Regions from separate parts of the Homo sapiens genome. Here regions 1 and 2 are each linked to region 3. A link is a loop called in an ENCODE intact Hi-C map of the cell type or tissue named here. Cell type or tissue: CD14-positive monocyte. All regions are shown on one strand. Links, peaks and the distances in the headings refer to the core of each region. The heading gives the core; the rest is flanking DNA.

Region 1 (6,413 bases), core at 685-5,684, 53 kb after region 3:
GCTGACACTGGCTGCCCTGACACACCCTATGTGGGCCCAGTTGGCCAGAGCTCTGGCCGGCCTGGGCCTGGGCCTGGCAATAATCGATTGACTGACATGGAATTCCATTCCTTCAGCAAGGACCAACCACACCTGCATAGAGTTGACGTAAGGCCCGTTTCTAAACACTTCATTTATATTTGCTCATTTCATTCTTGTAATGACCCTGTGAGGTAGATACAGTTCTGATGCCCATTTCACAGTTGTGGAAACTGAGACACAGAGACAGATAAACTGACTTCACACCATCAAAGCAGTTAGGAGTGGGCAGTCACGGTCCACACCCAGGCTATGGGGTCTGGAGTCTGCACTTTCCTTTTTTTTTTTTTTTAAGATGGAGTCTCACTCTGTCACCCAGGCTGGAGCGCAATGGCGTGATCTTGGCTAACTGCAACCTCCGCCTCCCGTGTTCAAGTGATTCTCCCACCTCAGCCTCCCAAGTAGCTGGGATTACAGGCATCCGCCATCATGCCTGGCTAATGTTTGTATTTTTGTAGAGATGGAGTTTCACCATGTTGGCCAGGCTGGTCTTGAACTCCTGACCTCAGGTGATCCACCCGCCTCAGCTTTCCAAAGTGCTGGGATTACAGGCGTGAGCCATGGCGCCCAGCCTGGAGTCTACATTTTTTTTTTTTTTTGAGACAGAGTCTCGCTCTGTTGCCCAGGCTGGAGTGCAGTGTCGCGATCTCCGCTCACTGCAACCCCGCCTCCTGGGTTCAAGCGATTCTTCTGCCTCAGCCTCCCGAGTAGCTGGGATTACAGGCACATGCCACCACGCCCAGTTAGTAGAGACGGTATTTCAACATATTGGCCAGGCTGGTCTCAAACTCCTGACCTTGTGATCCGCCCACCTCGGCCTCCCAAAGGGCTGGGATTACAGGCTTGAGCCACCACACCCGGCCTGAGTCTGCACTTTCAACCACTACACTCTACCATGTCTCTTCTTTAACATTTTTTACAAACAACAACAAAAAAAGTGAGGCTGGGCATGGTGGTTCTTGTCTATAATCCCAGCACTGTGGGAGGCCAAGGTGGGAGCATCACTTGAGGCCAGAAGTTTGAGACCAGCCTGGGCAACATGGTGAGATTCCCATCTCTACAGAAAATTCATGCCTGTGGTCCCAGCTGAGGTGGGAGAATCACTTGAGCCCAGGAGGTTGAGGCTGCAGTGAGCTGTGTTCGCACCACTGCACTCCAGCTGGGTGACAGAGTGAGACCCTGTCTCAAAAAAGAAAAAGAAAAAGTAATATTACTTGCACCAGGCAGCCTTTGGCATTAGGGGCATGGACATGTGACATTCCAGGTCCCTTCCAGCCCTGTGTCTCACTCGCGCGCACACTCCTACCTGCCTCATCCTGATGTTGCCCATTGCATCCCTGTGACCTCCCGGTTCCTCCACAGCCAGGCATTGGCTCGTGGGAACTCGGTGCTCTCGGGTTTGGGTCCCAGTAGATTCTGGAACATCCCACCCCACGCCTGTCCTTCCCTGCCACCCCTGCTCCGCCCCAGGCCAGCATTCCTGGAAAGTTCAAAGGCACTTGGTTCAGGGGAGATGTTTCCACACAGCTTCTGTAGCTGGAACTGGGCTAGGCAGAGAGGGGGCCCACCCACAGCCCCACAGGGACTGCATCTTGAGACCAGAAAACTTGGAGTGGCCCTGGGGGAGCAGTGCTGTTCCCATTCTCTGTGGCAGGGGCCTTGGCAGGTGCAAGACCCAGAGTGTCCCCCCACAACCTGAGGGGGCTGCTTCTGGACACAGAGAGCTCAGGCCTCAAATGCATCTTTTCACTAGCCTTCCTGGGTCCTGCCCATTCCTAGAGACGGAGTTCACTATGCTCCTAGCCATGTGCTGGGTGCGGGGCGAGCCCCAGATGGCTCATCGCCACGAGGTGCAGGCACAGCCTCTCCATGAGCCATCAGGAACTCGGGGTTGCATCAAATCCCCAAAGACTTTACTGGGCCCACGCTAGGCATCAGCCTGGGATTCTCCTCCCAGGTCTCCACCAGCTGCTGAGCACAGCGGAGGTGGGGAGGCAAGAGCATGTCCTATCCTGCCTCCTGGCCCCCAGCCCCAGTAACACAGAACTAGGGTGCCTATTGTTTCAATGGCAGAAATCCCCCTCCCCTCCGACCCCTGCCCCCTGCAGCACTGCTCCCCATCACTGGGCTAAACGAATGACCCGCCACTCAGCAGGTGACGACTTACTCCTCCTTGGCCGGCCCTTCAGCTCCTCCTCCTCACCCATCCTGACTCAGAGGCCTGTCAGCTGCCACTGCCCCCGAGGCCTGGCAGATTTGGGTGGGAAGGAGCTATCTGGGTGCCAGGACCTGAGGGGCTGGCCATGCCCTCACTCCTTACTGACCTGACCTTTAGCAGGGCCTCTGAGCATTCTCTGATCTAGAAATGCCACATGTACACGCATGTGTGTGCACACACACACAAACACCCACACACTCACACCCAGCCGCTCTATGACCTGATGAAACAGTCTGGGTGCAGGGCTGAGGCAGGCCAGGGAGGAGAGTTAGACTGAGCAAAAGCAGGATGTGTGTGGAGCAGCCTCCTGGCCTCTCTCCCGCAGAGGCACTTCCTGGTACTGGAGGGCAAAGCGGCCCGGGGTTGGGAAAGAGACCGGTGCTGCTTGCTCCCTCTCCAGAACAGGCATTAATTCTGGCTGCCCCTTGGTATTGGCCTCCAACTTTATAGTTCTCTCCCTTTCTTTCTCTCTCTCTCTCCTACACACACCCCTCTAGACTCCTCCCCTGCACCTCCTCAAAATTTCTCACCCACCCTCACCCCACAGAAGGAGCATCAAAGCCCCACATAGCCTCTGGCCTCTCTCAACACCTAGGAGTTGAGATCAGGCCCTTGTGGCCCAGTCTTGGGGACTTCCCCCTACCAGGGTTGGCCCTCTTGGGTCCACGCCTCTTTGGCTAGACTTCTGATCGCTCTGGCGGCCACTCCGCAGTTTCACCACGCCTGCTCCTGCCTGCAACACACAGAAGTTGGCAGTGACTCTGCACTGCTCCCAGCACCCCGGATGGCTCAGGGCTGTGGCATTTTGTTTTCTTTCGTTTTTCGCCTTCATGTCTGTGCTGTTCACTGTGCCTGAAATCCCCTCCCCGCTAACCCTCCTGCCCATAGCGTCAGTGGCCCACATGTCAGCACCCAGCACTTACCACTAGCGAGGCTGTGTCCTATCCTCCTGACCATGCCAATGAAAAAAGTCCCATTAATTATACCCACTGTTGGCCGGGTGCGATGGCTCTCACCTGTAATCCCAGCACTTTGGGAGGCCGAGGCAGAAGGATCACTTGAGCTCAGGAGTTCAAGACCAGCCTGGGCAACATGGCAAGCCCCATCTCTACAAACAATGCAAAAATTAGCCGGGTGTGGTGGCGTGCACCTGTAGTCCCAGTCCCAGCTACTTGGGAGGCTGAGGTGGGAGGATCACTGGAGCCCTGGAGGTGGAGGTTGCTGTGAGCTGAGATCACGCCACTGCACTCCAGCCTGGGCAACTGAGGGACCTTGTCTCAAAAAAAAAAAAAAAAAAAAGATACCATTGTTCAGAGGAGGAAGCTGAGCTGACAGAGGTCAAGGAAGATGCATTTCTACCCAGCTTTCAAGATTCACTTTGGACATCACCTTCCTCAGACTCTGCCTTCTCCTCTTCACCGCCCCACTACGCCCCAGGCAGGAGAAACTGCTCCCAGCCTAGAGCCACTGCCCGTTGTAGTGACTTCTGTTTGAGGCTGAGACCTCAGCCCCCAGGTCCTGATTTGTGCCCTCCTCCCTCAGTTTTGGGGCCTGTGAGAGTGGGTGGCTGGGCCTGGGGCTGAGTCACTGCCTAGCCTTGCCTGCCCAGCCCCGAACCAGGCAAGCCTCGGTGCAGGTGACCCTGCTGCCCAGAGAAGTGGGCGGCAGGAAGAATGGTCAGGCCCTCCTCCTTTTTCTCCTCCCTCCTACTCACCCACCTCCTGGCCACTTTCCTCCCTTTTTTTTCTTTTTTTGAGATGGAGTCTCACTCTGTCGCCCACACTGCAGTGCAGTGGCACAATCTTGGCTCACTGCAACCTCTGCCTCCCAGGTTCAAGTGATTCTCCTGCCTCAGCCTCCCGAGTAGCTGGGACTACAGGCATGTGCCACCATGCCCAGCTAAATTTTTGTATTTTTAGTACAGACGGGGTTACACCGTGTTAGCCAGGATGGTCTCGATCTCCTGACCTCGTGATCCACCCGCCTCAGCCTCCCAAAGTGCTGGGGTTACATGGTTAAGCCACCGCTCCCGGCCCCTCCCTGTCTTTTCACACCCACTTCTCTCTCTGCCCAACCCTGTCTACACCCTTCCTGCCAGTTCCCAGGAAAAGTGACTTGGACTTTGCTGATGGGAAGCAGAATCTGGGCTAAAACTAGGACAGGAGCAGGGCTGGTTCCTCCAGCAACTCCCCCAGCTCGAAGGAGGCCCAGCCTGAACCACATCGCCAGGAGCCCTGGCTCAGCACTGGGGGTTACCTATGGGCGGCCACTTCAACTTGTGTGTGTGTGTGTGTGTGTGTGTGTGTGTGTGTGTGTGGTGGGCAGGGCGGGGGAGATGTATATTGATGAGGGAGGGGAAATGGACCATTGGGCCCCAGCTTCAACGCCACATTTATTTACTGGGCACTGAGTTAAAAATAGACCTGAGTGCCCCTAGTGCAGGCTGCAGATAGGGAGAGGGATTCCAGGACCCCTGGGAACTAGCTATGTCTCAGGGCCTCCACATGACCTCCCTCTCCCTGAGGGGTGGATCTGTGATTCTGCCGAGTGTCACACACACCCCTGTGTTACTGGGTGGCACCAGGGCAATGTTTTGTGCACTTCACAGATTACAGTGTTGTGTCGCAGAAGAGCATGGACTTTAAACCTAGACGGGATCCCAGCAAGGGATGACTGCACACCTGCCCCACTTCTGGCCTCCATTTTACAGAGAGGGAGACTGCGGCTTAGGGACAAATGACCAGCTCAAGGGCATGCAGAACCAGGCTGGACTCGGGTTCCTTGGCTCCCAATTCTGGACTTTTTTTTTTGAGACGGAGTCTCGCTCTGTCGCCCAGGCTGGAGTGCAGTAGCGTGACCTCGGCTCACTGTAACCTCCGCCTCCCGGGTTCAAGCGATTCTGCTGCCTCAGCCTCCCGATTAGCTGGGACTACAGGTGCCCGCCACCACGCCTGGCTAATTTTTGTATTTTTAGTAGACACCTGGTTTCACCGTGTTGGTCAGGCTGGTCTCGAACTCCTGACCTCATGTGATCCGCCTGCCTCCGCCTCCCAAAGTGCTGGGATTACAGGCATGAGCCACCACACCTGGCCCCAAGTCAGGACTCTTTCCACTGTGTTATATGGCACCCATCACATTGGATTCTGTTTTATTCCATCTTGTTTCATGTTATGTTATATAATGCAGGCAGAGGGGTGGGAGGTAGCGGTTGGAGGTGGAAAAGTGGCCAGAAGGTGACAAAAAAGCAATAGGCTAAGGTCCAGGCAATGAGCCCACATCTTCCCCCACCTGAGATTTCTCCTCCATCAGGTGTAGGGGGCGTGGCTCACCCCGGCACCCAGTGCCCTAATTAGCTCCTGTTGACAGTTTCTGGTTTATGTGTTATCACCTTGAGCCTGCTTATCTTTATCAGAGCCAAAGGTTGATTGGGGCATTCTGGCCAAAGCTCAAAGCAACTCCACTCCAATTTCACAGGGCATTTATGACTACTGTGAATAATAACCCTCTTTCCTCAAGATAGCAGCCTGATCCATTCAGGACCTTCCCTGCAGAGTCCTTGGTGTGATCCTTACCATCCTCACCAGGAAGACAGCACAGAGTCCTTCTCCCATTGGCTGGGGAGAAAAGCGATGCACAGCCCCAGGGTGAGCTGGCCGGGGACCCAGGTCTCCTGAGCCCTGTCCTCAGCACCCAGCAGCAATGCCCCGGCTCTGGAACCTGACAAAGTGAGACCTCCCTACCAGGGCCATGGCCCCCGCTTCTCCAGCCTCGCTCGCCGGGACAAAGGTTACGGGCCTTATCAACCAAGGAGGTAGAATATTAATCTGGCCATCTATGCCCCAGCCCTGACCCGCATAGCAAAGCCGCCATCATCCAGGTGGTGGGAGTATCTGTGCATCGGGACAGAATGAGGTGGGGCTATGTAAGGGGCCCCCATGAGGGCAGGGCCCTGCACATGGCCTTTGTGGCCGCTGGAGGGGCTCACCCTAGGTCTTTTCCCACATCAGCCTTGGAGCCACGACCTCAGGTTCTCACCAGCTCCCCTCTGAGCCCCAGGAGAGATATCTTGTCTGAGAAGTGACCCAAACCCTTCCTGACCCCTGATATTCCTACTTGG
Region 2 (6,413 bases), core at 498-5,497, 140 kb before region 3:
TTTCTGGGGTAAGAACAATGTTCCACGTCTTGACTGTGTGGTTATTACATGGGGGTATCCATTTGTCAAAATTCATCAAGCTGGGCACATAAAATCTGTGCATTTGTTGTATGTAAATTATCCCTCAATAACTTTATTGAGGTGCATTTATTAAAGAAACGTATTTTTTAAAGTAAGGCACAGGAGACTTTGAGAACTTGGCCAAGGTCAAATTCCTAAAGGATAGAGCTGGAATTTTAACTTGGGTACTCAAGAGTGGTGCCATGCCTGTGCAAAGACCCGGATCGAGGGGTCAGAAGGATAAGATCTCAGATGTAGTGGTTTCTTGTTCTTGAGCAAATTACAGGGCCTCTCTGAGCCTCGGGTTTCTCATCTGTAAAATGGGAACAAAGATAGTACCTGTGTTACAGGGTCATGGTTTAGTGCTGTCAGGGACATGTTGGAAGGGGGAGGACCCTGGGGAGCTGTACAGTGTGCTGCTTATGTCCTGCTGTTCAACCTGTAGGCAGGGGGCAAAGCTAAGGGGCAGCCTCCCATGTGGCCGCCCTCTTCTTCACCCTTATCAGCCCCCGCAGCTCCTTCAACCCAGGGCCCTGCCCTATTACGAGGAAGCAGGTAGCATAGTAGGTCATGGCTGGTGCAGGACCCAGGGCAGCAGGGGTGGCATACAAGGTTTGGGGTCCTGCCATGTGGCGGGGGGGGGTGGGGGGGGGAGTCACTGATGAGCTTCTATAAGGGGGAATTGATTTGGGATTTAGAAATGTGGAGGATTGCGGCCAGGTGCGGTGGCTCGCACCTGTAATCCCAGCACTTTGGGAGGCCAAGGTGGACGGATCACCTGAGGTCAGGAGTTCAAGACCAGCCTGACCAACATGGAGAAACCCCATCTCTACTAAAAATACAAAATTAGCTGGACGTGGTGGCACATGCCTGTAATCCCAGCTACTCAGGAGGCTGAGGCAGGAGAATCGCTTGAACCCAGTAGGCGGAGGTTGCGGTGAGCCAAGATCGCACCATTGCACTCAGGCCTGGGCAACAAGAGTGAAACTCTGTGCCTTAAAAAAGAAAAAAAAAATAGAAATGTGGAGAATGGGGCTGGGCATTGTGGCTCATGCCTGTAATCCCGACACTTTGGGAGGCCGAGGTGGGCCAATCACTTGAGGTCAGGAATTCGAGACCAGCCTGGCCAACATGGTGAAACCCTGTCTCTACTAAAGATACAAAAATTAGCTGGGCATGATGGTGCACACCTGTAGTCCCAGCTACTCAGGAGGCTGAGGCATGAGAATCTTTTGAACCTGGGAGGCGGAGGTTGCAGTGAGCCAAGATTGTGCCACTGCACTCCAGCCTGGGTGACAGAGCAAGACTCAGTCTCAAAAAAAAAAAAAAAAAAAAAATGTGGAGAATAGGAGAAGATACCTGGAGGGAGGGTGCTAAAGACCTTGTCTTTCTTAGAAGGAGGATGAAGTTTGCTGTAAACAGAAAAAAAATATCAACTTAAGAATGTCTTGGCCAGGCACAGTGGACTCACACCTGTAATCCCAGGTGTGAGGAGGGAGAGGCAGGAGAATTGCTCAAGGCTAAGAGTTTGAGACCAGCTTGGGCAACATAGCAAGACCCCATCTCTTAAAAAAAAAAAGAAAAAGAAAAAGAATGTCTTAAAAATTAAGGGTCTCCACTAAAAGAATATAAATAGAAAGTGTTACTTCTGCCCCCTGACCGCACCTCGTCCACGTGACCTCCCAATACTGGGCTGGGCTGTGTTTATTTATTTACCTGTGGGCTCCTCTCCACCCTGAGGAGTTTAAGTTGTGTTTATCACTTTGGTCTCCCCACCCCTGCCCAGGGCCTGACACATACTAGGGCCTGAATAAATGCTGGTAGGTGAAGGGCTTAGAATTGGGGTTAGACTTTTCTACCCCAAAGACTTAGGCTCAAACTCTACCAAACTACCCCAGGGGTGGGCCTGACCCATTGCTCAGGTGGGAAAGTGGCTCTGGCTTCTGGCCTCTTCCTGACATAGGCCAGCTCCAGCAGCTATACTCCTCTAAGTTCTGTTTTTGGGAAAATTATGTTGTTTTTATCCCCAAGGAGCCACCTTGGTCCCCAAATCCTGATAGTACCTCCATCAGTAGAGTAACACATTTCATGGATGAGAAAGTCAAGCCTCAGAGAGGTTAAGAGACTTCCCCATGGACAACAAAGCAAGGTATTGACAGAGCCAGCCCAAGAACTCAGACCTCCTGGCCCCAGTCCAGCTCCACTACACACCCCATTGCCACTAATGCTGTCTCAGCCCCCAACCCCTAACACCCACCTCGGTAATGGAGCTGGGCTGGGTGGAGTTGGCTGCTGAGAGGCTGGAGGCTTGGCTTAGGCCAGTGGCTCCTGGAAATTGGGCCGTTTTCCTGGGGCGGAAATGAGAAGCAGATGTGGCTCAGAGCTGGAGTGCAGACTCATGCCGTGTCAGGGGGCTCAGGTTACATGGGAGGACACATGACCGAGGTTCCAAAAACAGCCTGAAACCCCCAAAGCCTACAATGGGATCCAGCCTGGGCCTGGGGAGCTCAGTCCCGCCCTGATCACCTCCTGATAGCGCCCGAGCGCCTCGAGGAGAGGGTGAAATGGAAGGCGATGGGGTGAGCGAGGCCCCGGGCCACTGTGGCTTCTCGCTCCAGCTCTGTGTGTAGGGTTGTTTGAGCCCCTGCACCAAGTCCCTGTCTTTAGAAAGACACCTAGGAAGGGCAAGACACCTTCTATTGGGGTTACCAGCAGCTTCCCTGCCCAGGGCTGGCTTGATGCCTATGCCCAGGCCACCAGAACACCTTTTGCAGTCAGGTTGCACCACTTTGCTTCAAATCTTTGGGGTGAGGGATTGATCCTGCTCACAGTTCATGCTTCTCTCGGAAACCATCAAGTTTTATGCAGTATTCAGGCAGCCTCTCTGGAGTGGAGATGAATATCAACCACTTCCAAACTGGCAGAGGGAACTGGACCCAAGGGGAAAGGGGTGAGGCAGGATTCTGGAGAGAGTGAGGTCCTGGCACAGGTGAGGAGTCCAGGAACAATCTGGCAATAATATCACTTGGCAGAGGGATCCTCTGATCTGCACAGCCCATAAGTCTCTCCCTTGACCAATGGAGCAGGCCCCATTCATTTATTTATTCAATAGATGGTTCTTGCATACCCACTGTGGCCAAGGCAGTGGCTAAGCCCTGAGGATCCAGAGGTGACTGAGCATGAACTCAGTCTCCAGGACCTCCCCAACTGCCGAGGGAGCCCCCACAAAAACCAATGAACAGCTTTAGTGGATGGATCGATTGCTTGAACATTAAGTGCACACTGTGTACCAGCACCCTGCTAGGCTCATAGGAGCCACCGGTGAACAGAATAGGTAAAGACCCTGCCCTAGTGAAGCTGACACTTTTTGCAAGGGAGATGGAGTATAAAAAAAATTAAAAATTGGTTAAATAATATGTTTAGAAGGTGACGCATGCTATGGAAAGAAAGAAAAGTGGGGCAGGGGGAGGAGGGCCAGGAAGTAGGGGCTGGTTGCAGTGGTGTCCAGGGCAGGGAGGGTGGGCTTCCCTGAGAAGGCAAGACTGCAGCAAAGACAGTCCCTGGCGAGGGAGATGAGCATGGTGTCTGGGGACGTGCCAAGGCCCAGAGAGAGGAGGGGCCTGCAGTGTTCAGGGCTTCAAGGAGGCTGGTGCAAGCTGGGGTGGAGAGAGAATGGAGGGTAGAAGTGAAGGTCCAAAGGGAAGGGGGACCAGAGAGGGAGGAGTCGGAGGCCACTGTGCAGTTTTAGCTTTGACCGTGAGTGAAATGGGAGGTGCTGGAGGGTTGTGAGCAGAGAGATGTGTATTGACTGGCATTTTCAAAGGACCATTTGGGCTGTTGGGTCCACAGCCGACTGGAAGGGGCAGGGGGCAAGGGCAAGGGGCAGTCAGGAGGCGACTTTGACAGTCCAGACCAGAGGTGAGGGTGCTGCAGCCAGGCAGAGGATGGGAGAATTGCCTTGGGAGAAACTTGAATATGGTTCCAGGGTAACTTGGAGAAGGGAATGATAAACTCTGACTAAGGATGCTTTCCCTAGGGAGGTGACTCAAGCAGGATCTTGAAAAATGAGTTCAGCAGGACTGCAAGGAGCTACAGCATTCCAACCCTGTGTGTGACAGGGGCCGAAGCCAGAGGGTGCCAGGCCCAGGAGGGGAACCCTGCAATGCTCACCTCGGCTGCAGCTGGGTGCGGGGCACTTGGGCCAGGCCAGGGAAGGATGGGGCTTACTGCTCTGCCCAAGGGTGTGATCCTGTGGGCGCTGGGGAGTTGGTGACAGGTTTTTCAACGTGAGGCTGCAAATCCATGAGACCCACTTTCCAATCAAGATAAGTCCCCCTGTTGCCGTGAGGGGGTTGGAGGCAGGTAGAAACAGGAGGACCAGGTGGGAAGAAGAAGATAAGCCCCTGCCCATCGCAGTGTTAGAGAGAGGGAGGGGTAGTTAGAATAGAGGGCCAGAGGATGAGGGATTGATGGAGAGAGGCCTGTCTCTGTCCTGGGGAAGAGGATGAGTCAGTTTGGGATGGCTGCATTGGAGATGCCTTTGGGAAATCAGACAGAGTCCTGGAGCAGCTGACCAAGGTGTCTGGCGCTCAGCAAAGGAGACTGAGCCCAGATACCCATCTAAGAGCCTGCAGGGACAGGAGGCAGTAGAAGCTATAGAAGTCCAGCTGGGCGCAGTGGCTCATGCCTATAATCCCAGCACTTAGGGAGGCCAAGGTGGGCAGATCACAAGGTCAGGAATTCAAGACCATCCTGGCTAACACGGTGAAACCCATTTCTACTAGAAATACAAAAATTAGCCGGGCGTGGTGGCGTACACCTGTAGTCCCAGATACTCAGGAGGCTGAGGCAGGATAATCACTTGAACCCGGGAGGTGGAGATTGCAGTGAGCCAAGATTGCGCCACTGCACTCCAGCCTGTGCAACAGAGCAAGACTCTATCTATCTATCTCAAAAAAAAAAAAAAAAAAAGAAGTAGTCCACCAGCCAGGGGCATCTCCAGTTGCTGATTTTTTTTTTATCCTGAGGAGGATCTGATTAGAGGTGGCGCTCCCTCCTCTTTGCCTCACTCCCAGGGCCTTTGAGAGAAGGGGTGAGAACAATCATCTTGAGAGTAAACAAGGGATCCCCCTGGAGGCTCCAGGAGCAGGTGGGTCCCCTTGGATGATACTGAGAAGTCACAGGCAAGGGTTCCCTGAGCAGGCCCCAGTTCAGCCCTAGGGTGTTTGTGGTGTGTCTCTAGTGTGTTTGGGGTCTTGGAATCAGCTTGTCTCTGGGTCTCTGCATGCAAGTGTGTGTGCTTCGGGTATGCATGTGTTATAGAAATAGCACTTATAAAATAGCAAAGGGATGTATTTTCACTTTCTATAATTCTCGTTCTCCTGTAGCCCTTCAGGGTGAAGGCTAAGGTGACGTTCATTGCCCGGGGAAGTAAGTGTAGGGTTGAATCGAAGCAAGTCATCCAGGACGGATGAGGTAGGACGGGATGGAGAGATACAGCTACTGAACAGCAGGACTCAAGGAAGAGAGAAGGTGAGAAGCAAAAAGCTCTGTCCCTCACCCCAGTGGACACTCAGAGGGCTGTGTGGGAGACACCCCAGCCACATTTGCAGCTAAATTTCACCGCACAAGGTAGGTGGAATTTGACTCTCAGATGACAGCTGTGGGGAATTTCAGTGAACTCCTTTAAGAAAGCAGTGATTGAGGAAGGTGTAACACATTATGGCGCTGCCCAGGAGGTAGTTTAGAAATGTCTAAAGAAGCAGTCTAGGAAGTGGCTCTCGGAACTCTGCCTCTTCTGGAGGGGTAGAATGCAGCCAGGCGGTCCTAGGTCCCAGGGAAAGGGTAGAAATCAAGGCCACAGGCCAGGTGTGGTGACTCACACCTGTAATCCCAGAACTTTGGGAGGCCGAGGCAGGTGGATCACCTGAGGTCGGGAGCTTGAGACGAGCCTAACCAACATGGAGAAGCCCCGTCTCTACTAAAAATACAAAATTAGCCAGGCATGGTGGCACATGCCTGTAATCCCAGCTACTTGGGAGGCTGAGGCAGGAGAATCACTTGAACCCGGGAGGCGGAGGTTGTGATGAGCTGAGATCACGCCATTGTACTCCAGCCTGGGCAAAAAGAGCAAAACTCTGTCTCAAAGAAAAAAAAAAAAAAAGAGAAATCAAGAACACAGAGGTAGGATCTGCACCACCAGCCTTGTGCGGGGACCACTCACTTCATCAGTACCCCTCTCCATCCCCAACCATCACCAATGCCACCAGGGATCCCAGGGACCAGGCCCGACCAGCCCTGTCCCATTGTGTGTGGGGAAGGTATGTGGGAAGAATGCAGAGAACTCCACACCG
Region 3 (6,413 bases), core at 1,003-6,002:
CTGCCTGTATTTTCAGAGGAGCCCAGGCTTGCCTCCAAGGCCCAGAGAGGGTGCCCAGCCAAGCTCATTTCTGCTGCTACCACGCCATGCAAGACACTGGAAAGCCAACATCACACGACATTCACATCTGTGGGTGGAAGAATGTGCAGAAAACTCGAGAACAAAGTAGAGGGAAGGAGAGCACAGAGTTCAGCCAAGCCTCTAAGGGGACAGACCAGCTGTCCAGTAACAAGCAGACTCAAGCATAGCTGCGGAAGTCAACAGATTTTCCCTGGGGGACCCTGTGACCTAGGCAGCCCCCAACAGCCAGGCCACCAGCACAGCATCAAGCAGAAAACCAATCCAGCTCTCTCTCCCATTAAATCAGCTTTACTTAAGATATAGAATGACCCAATACTGTCTGAAAATGAAATGCCCAAGGCTCAGCTAAGAGGAAGCCAGACTACGTAAAAGAATGTCCTTGAAATATAAACTGAAGTATTTAAGGGTAAAGGGGCAAGATTTCTCTAAATTTTTCTCAAATGATTTCATAAATGTAAATAATTGGTGAATCTGGGGAAAGGGTATACAGGAATTCCTTAGTCTTATAAACTTTCTGAAGTTGGCAATTTAAAAAACAAAACGGCAGGCAGCAGACATGCCAAAACATGATAGCACTGATATTCCAAATGCCATACCCAGTGAAGGGACTCAACTCTTCTGTTACCTTCCCCCTGCAACACACAGTCACACTCACACTCAAAATACTTGGAACCGCACGCTTAAGATCTGTGCATTTCATTTCCCTGTTATACCTTATATTTTATTACATATTATTAAAAATAAAATATTTGAACTGGTAAAATGCAGTCCAAAGATGCATGCATCTTTCACTGTCTTCTGTCATAGCAATTTGTGAACCCAAGTCAGGCCCAGCGTCCTTAAGGGGAAAGCCAGTGTTGTTTACCTCTGAATCCTACTGCAGCTAGCAATGTACTTTGTAAATGGTAGGCATTTAACCAAACCTAGAATCCAATCATTTGCCATGGAAGGTTTCTAGCTCTAAGTGAGGTGGAAGGAGGAAGGGAAGGGGGTAGATAGCCAAATGGAAGAAGAAACCAAGAAAGACGGCAGAGTCCACATGGATTTTCCAGTCCAACACACTCATGTCAGAACTAATTTTTTTTGTTTTTGTTTTGGGGTGTTTTTTTTTTTAAGACACGGTCTCACTCTGTCACCCAGGCTGGAGAGCAGTGGCACAACCTCGGCTCACTGCAACCTTTGCCTCCTGGGTTCAAGCTATTCTCCTGCCTCAGCCTCACGAGTAACTGGGATTACAGGCGCGCGCCACCACACCTGGCTAATTTTTTGTATTTTTAGTAGAGGCGTGGTTTCACCATGTTGGGCAGGCTGGTCTTGAACTCCTGACCTCAAGTGATCTGCCTGCCTTGGCCTCCCAAAGTGCTGGGATTACAAGCGTGAGCCACCATGCCTGGCCAATTTTTTTTTTTTTTTCAAGGTTAGTTAGTGGTCAGGCCCACCTAGTGGTTACCAGAGTCAACAATGGACTTATTAAACTTTGCCTCATTCTCTGAGTGTTTTGTGTATATGAATATAGTCTCTCCAGCAAGACCACAGAGGTAAGGGCCTTTCCTCTCCCTACCCTCCCACGGCCATCCTCATGAGCTTAATAGAGACACAGACCCGTGATATGCCCTTAAGTGCCTCTACCAGACTCGAAGCTCCATGAGGGCAGGGCTGTGTCTTGTTTGCTCTCTTCCGCATCCCCAGCACTTAGCACAGCGGTTGACACATTGTTGGTGACTAGTACATAATAGTTAAATCACGGAGTGAATGAATGGGAGTTTTGTTGAGTTTAATTGAGTTTAGTTGAGTTGGGTTGAGTGGGGTTGAATTGAGTTGGGTTGGGTTGAGTTGAATTGGGTTGAGTTGGATTGGGTTGAGTTGAGTTACCTTGTTCCCCAGGGTACACTGAGCAGGCTCTTTGGGAGTCATGCTTCTGACATCAGATGCTCAACCACAGAGTCAGAACCAATGCAAACCTCCCCTCTTTGCTTTAACTCCCACCCTCAGAGTAGATCTCTCTGGCTGCTGAATCTATCACCAAAGGTGGTGGAGCTTTCTATGGCCAGTGTAATACGATCAAAGTTAGGATAAGGTCTTCTTCTCATGGTCCTTTTGGGTGGGGCTACTTTGGGAAGAGGAGCTTTGCTAAAGCACTTTTCTGGTGAAGGCAGGATCTTCTGTAGGAAAGCTCTGGATTGAAGTTATGGTACCACCACCCCCCACCTCCGCCACCCCATCACTCTATCCCCACATATACAGTAGGGACAAGGCTAGGGCATGGGGGGCAGCAGAGAGCAGCACCCTGCAGGTGCCAGTGACTGAGGGAGAGCAGTAGGCCTGAGGGAAGCAGTGGGAGTGTGACCCACGATCAGCAGGAGCTCAATGTTTCTCCCTGATGCTTGGGGCAGGGCACTTGTGATAGGGCAGGGGAGGTACATCTCCCTGTCATTAACAGGAACAGGAGCCTGAGGCATGGGGATCTTCAGTCAGGCTCTCTGAGGTCTTCCAGCCTCCAACCCCTGGGCTAGGAGCCTTGTGTAGCAATCTTCCTGTTGCTACCATGGAGACCTGAGCCCCAGGTCAGCCCTGGGAAGGGTTGGGTGCATTCCTGGCCATAGGGATGGTGCATTTCATTCAGGCTGTCCAGATGTTTATGTCCCCCCCAAATTAATATGTTGAAATCTTCACCCCTAAAGTGATGAAGGTAGGAGTCGGGCCTTTGGGAGGTGATTAGGTCCTGGGGGTGGAGCCCTCATGAATAGGATTAGTGCCCTTATATTATGCCCTGAGACAGACCCCTAACCCCTTCTGCCATGTGAGGTTAGAGTAAGAAGTCACCATTTATGAGGAGATCGCCCTCACCAGACACTGAATCTGCCGGCCCCGTGATCTTGGACTTCCAGCCTCCAGAACTGTGAGAAACAAATGTCTGCAGTTTACAAGCCATCCAGTCTATGATATTAAATGTCTGCTGTTTATAAGCCATCCAGTCCATGATATTTTGTTATCGTAGCCTAAATGGACTCAGATATCAGATATATTTCTGTATAGCTTGGGGGAAGGAAGAGTTCCTCCTCTCACATCCCCTTCTGTGGGCTGGACTATGTTGAGAAAACCTCCACGTTTCCAGCACCTCTCACCATCTCCCTGCACCCCTTTAGAGGAAACCCCTTCCTGGGCCTTCAGGGCATGGCTGGGCATGCTCCCAGCACACTTCATGTTTGCTTCCAACCTAAGAAAGGCCAGGCTTCCCAGCTGGGAGCTCTTTTCCCTCCCCACCTCCCCCTTTCTTGTCTGTCTGCCTCCCTTTCACACTCCCCTATCTCCATCCCCTCAAACCCAAGAGTTTCCACAGTGACAACATGTGGGCCCCAAATCAAACCCCTGTCCACAGGTCCTGCCTGTGTCCCTCCTCCTCCTCCTCTAGCTCCCCAGCCTGGCCACCCTTGTCAGCCCCACCCTCACTCCCACACCCCCACCATTCCTCCTTGTGGACAACTTTCTAAATGCAGCCACACTTCCCCTTTTGAGCCACAGGGCCTATAAAACAGCTGCAGACAGTCAGCGGCACTGCAAAAGTCCTCTTGCCAAGTTTGGCTGAGACCAATACCCTCTAACTCTAGCCATTGCTTCCCCACTACCAGGCACTGAGAGAACAGGCTCCTTTTCGAGTAAACAGTGGGGAGACATCATGTTCCCAACATTCTAAACTAAAGAGGACTCACTGAGGGGCCCAGCCAGTGGGAGGAGGCAGCCCAAAGCCTAGCCTGGCTTCCCACACCCCCAACCCTGCCAGTGCCCTGTGAGACCCTGACTACTCCACCCCCTCCAGTCTTCTGTTTTGCAGGATGAGGGGTAGCTTGGTTGGTTTCCTGGCCCTTTCTGAGTCTAAAACTCCACAAATCTGTCACTTCTCCTTAGGGTGCTCCTGCCCAGTGCCTGGAGAGGGAAGGGGCTTTGCTGAGAGACATGCTGCCACCTGAGGGTTGTCCAGACACGAACTCAGTCCCCCACCTGCCTTCTGTGCTCTTTCTGCAACACTCTGGCCTCAGTGAAACAGTAGCTCTCAGTCCTGGCCACATAGCAGAATCACCCAGGGAGATTTTACAACATCTCAATCCCCAGCCACACTCCAGACCCATGAAATCTGAATCGTGGGTTGGGGCCTGGAAATCAGTCTGTTTGGAAAGTTACCCAGGTGATTCTGCTAAGCGGTCAGGGTTGAGAACCACGGTGGGAAAGGCTTCCAGGAAGTAAAGATGAAGCTATAAGCCAGAGGTGATACATTTCCGTCCCACATTCTCCGCTGAGAAGGATCTTGAGGCTGGTAGGAAGAGATCTGGGATGAACTAGGCATGTCTGTCAGGGATGGGTAGGGAGTGGCTGTGGCCTGAACTAGGTATTTGTCCTCGGGCTTTGGTGGCTCAGAGGTCCTGCCCTGAGGATGCAGGAGAGGACCAGCCTCCAGGCACTGGCTCATTGGCCGGCTTGCTTCCTCCCAAACCTCCCACCTCCCAAGTCTCATTATGGCCCTTGAAGTCAGACAGCCCCAGGGCTACCGTCCAGGAACTGGAAACCAACCTCAGCCAGAGCCAAGAGGCCCCAGGTCAGCCCCAGCCCTCCAAGGGCTTTGTGTAGATTGAAAAAAGGAAAATAGAGAAGGGAAACCAAAGCAGGGCAGAATGCAGTGAAGGAGAAAAAGACAAGAGAAAGGGGAAGGACCCTGAGGTCAGAGAGTCATGTGAATGGCATTTAGGGAACAAAACCTGGCTCCTCTCCATCCATCATCCCCTGGGCCGGGAGAGAAGCACTCTTCTGCCAGGGTCCAGGGCACAGAGATCCAGGCCAGAAAATCCAGATCCAGAAATCTGCCCAACCATGTGTCTGTGAGCACCATGCAGAGCCAACAGAGGAGCCTCCTCGCACAGACACCCTCAGATCCCCACCTCTTCTTCTCACCAGAGCCACAGCCTCCTGTTGGACATTTAAGCGAAATCACTTGGTCATTCCTCAACCAAAAAAAAAAAAGAAAAAAAAAAACACATTAAATCCAGTTCCCAAGACACTTGGCATCACATCAGGGTGACCTGGGTGATGCTGCTGTCGAGCTGCATGACCTGGAGTGAGCCACCTCCCTTCCCTGCCCGGGCCTCAGGGCCTGACCTTGCCTGCCTGCCTGCGAAGTCATATTTGAATGGAAGGGACACTGCTGTAGCCCAGGGGTCAAGAGCCTGGGCTCTGGAGACAGAGGCCTGGACCTGGCTCACCACTTACTAGCTGTGTGAGCATGGGCAGCTATGGCTGTGAACTTCTGCTTCCTCATCTGTAAGGCAAGAGTTAGCAGACTGATGACAGAAAAGGAGAAGAAAACACAGGCCACACCAATGTGGGACTCATATTTAGAAAACACAAGGACTGGCCAGGTACGGTGGCTCATGCCCTGTAATCCAAGCACTTTGGGAGGCCGAGGTGGGTGGATCACCTGAGGTCAGGAATTCAAGACCAGCCTGACTAACATGGAGAAACCCCGTCTCTACTAAAAATATATAAATTAGCCAGGTGTGGTGGCGGGAGCCTGTAATCCCAGCTACTCAGGAGGCTGAGGCATGAGAATTGCTTGAACCCAGTGGGTGGAGGTTGCAATGAGCCGAGATCACACCACTGCACTCCAGCCTGGGTGACAGAGTGAGACTCCATCTCAAAAAAAGAAAAGAAAAGAAAACACAAGGACTGCTCTTTGCAGATCCAAAGAAGATGGCAACTCCAATAGAAAAGTGGGCAAAGGATATGAATGGGGCAGTGAACAGAGCTGCAAGGATGTGTGCAAACAGGAGGACACACAGCAGATGCATCAGAGAGGCTTCTATTGGGAGAGGAGGGGAGTGAGGAAGGGGACAAGGGGATAGTGGTTCTCAGCCTGAGATGATTCTGCTCCCTTTCCCCAGGGGACATTTGGCAATATCCAGAGACATTTTTGGTTGTTACAGTGGAGGTGTGGGGGTGGGTAATATTGGCATGTAGTAGAGAGGCCAAGGATGCTGCCAAACATCCTACAATGTACAGGACAGCCTGCATAAAAGGAATGATCTGACTTGATATGTCAATAGTGCGGCCAATGAGAAACTCTGGGCAAAGTAAGTGGATAAGCAGACAAATGGGCCAGATGTGGTAGCTCATGCCTGTCATTCCAGCATTTTGGGAGACTGAGGAAGGAGGACCACTTGAGCTCAGGAGTTAGAGACCAGCTTGGGTAACATAGTGAGACCCCATCTCTACAAAAATATTTAAAAATTAGCCAGGCATGGTGTCATGCTCCTGTAGTCCCAGCTATGGGAGGCTGAGGTAGA

Evidence for each region. A loop is a pair of places that touch in the nucleus more often than their neighbours do. Peaks named below come from ENCODE experiments on the same cell type or tissue, not always from the same donor. Only the 100,000 strongest peaks of a DNase experiment are listed, where the experiment ranks them.
Region 1: a loop joins it to region 3, with 3 times the contacts of the local background. A loop is called at or near these places in 6 of 110 quality-filtered maps.
Region 2: it touches region 3 in a loop (2.1-fold over the local background); 11 of 110 quality-filtered maps call a loop at or near these places.

Annotation. Positions count from the first base shown.
Region 1 is chr2:43,156,089-43,162,501 of GRCh38, forward strand. No RefSeq gene overlaps it. Among named protein-coding and RNA genes, the nearest start is that of LINC02580, 57 kb to the left of the region's middle. RefSeq lists an enhancer at 1,686-2,204 and silencers at 2,419-2,614, 2,462-2,531. In CD14-positive monocyte, for the core only: no CTCF peak of the experiment used is centred there; DNase peaks (open chromatin) are centred at 1,923, 2,283, 2,573, 3,043 and 1 weaker place; H3K4me3 peaks cover 2,573 bases; H3K27ac peaks cover 4,516 bases.
Region 2 is chr2:42,965,735-42,972,147 of GRCh38, forward strand. LOC112268413 (a long non-coding RNA gene) reads left to right here. Exons shown (of 3, transcript XR_002959381.2): 3 at 5,448-6,413. Among named protein-coding and RNA genes, the nearest start is that of LINC01819, 71 kb to the right of the region's middle. In CD14-positive monocyte, for the core only: no CTCF peak of the experiment used is centred there; a DNase peak (open chromatin) is centred at 2,437; H3K4me3 peaks cover 557 bases.
Region 3 is chr2:43,102,557-43,108,969 of GRCh38, forward strand. No RefSeq gene overlaps it. Among named protein-coding and RNA genes, the nearest start is that of LINC02580, 3.3 kb to the left of the region's middle. RefSeq lists a silencer at 3,683-3,732. In CD14-positive monocyte, for the core only: a CTCF peak has its summit at 3,517; DNase peaks (open chromatin) are centred at 3,575, 4,805 and 5,375; H3K4me3 peaks cover 3,140 bases; H3K27ac peaks cover 4,538 bases.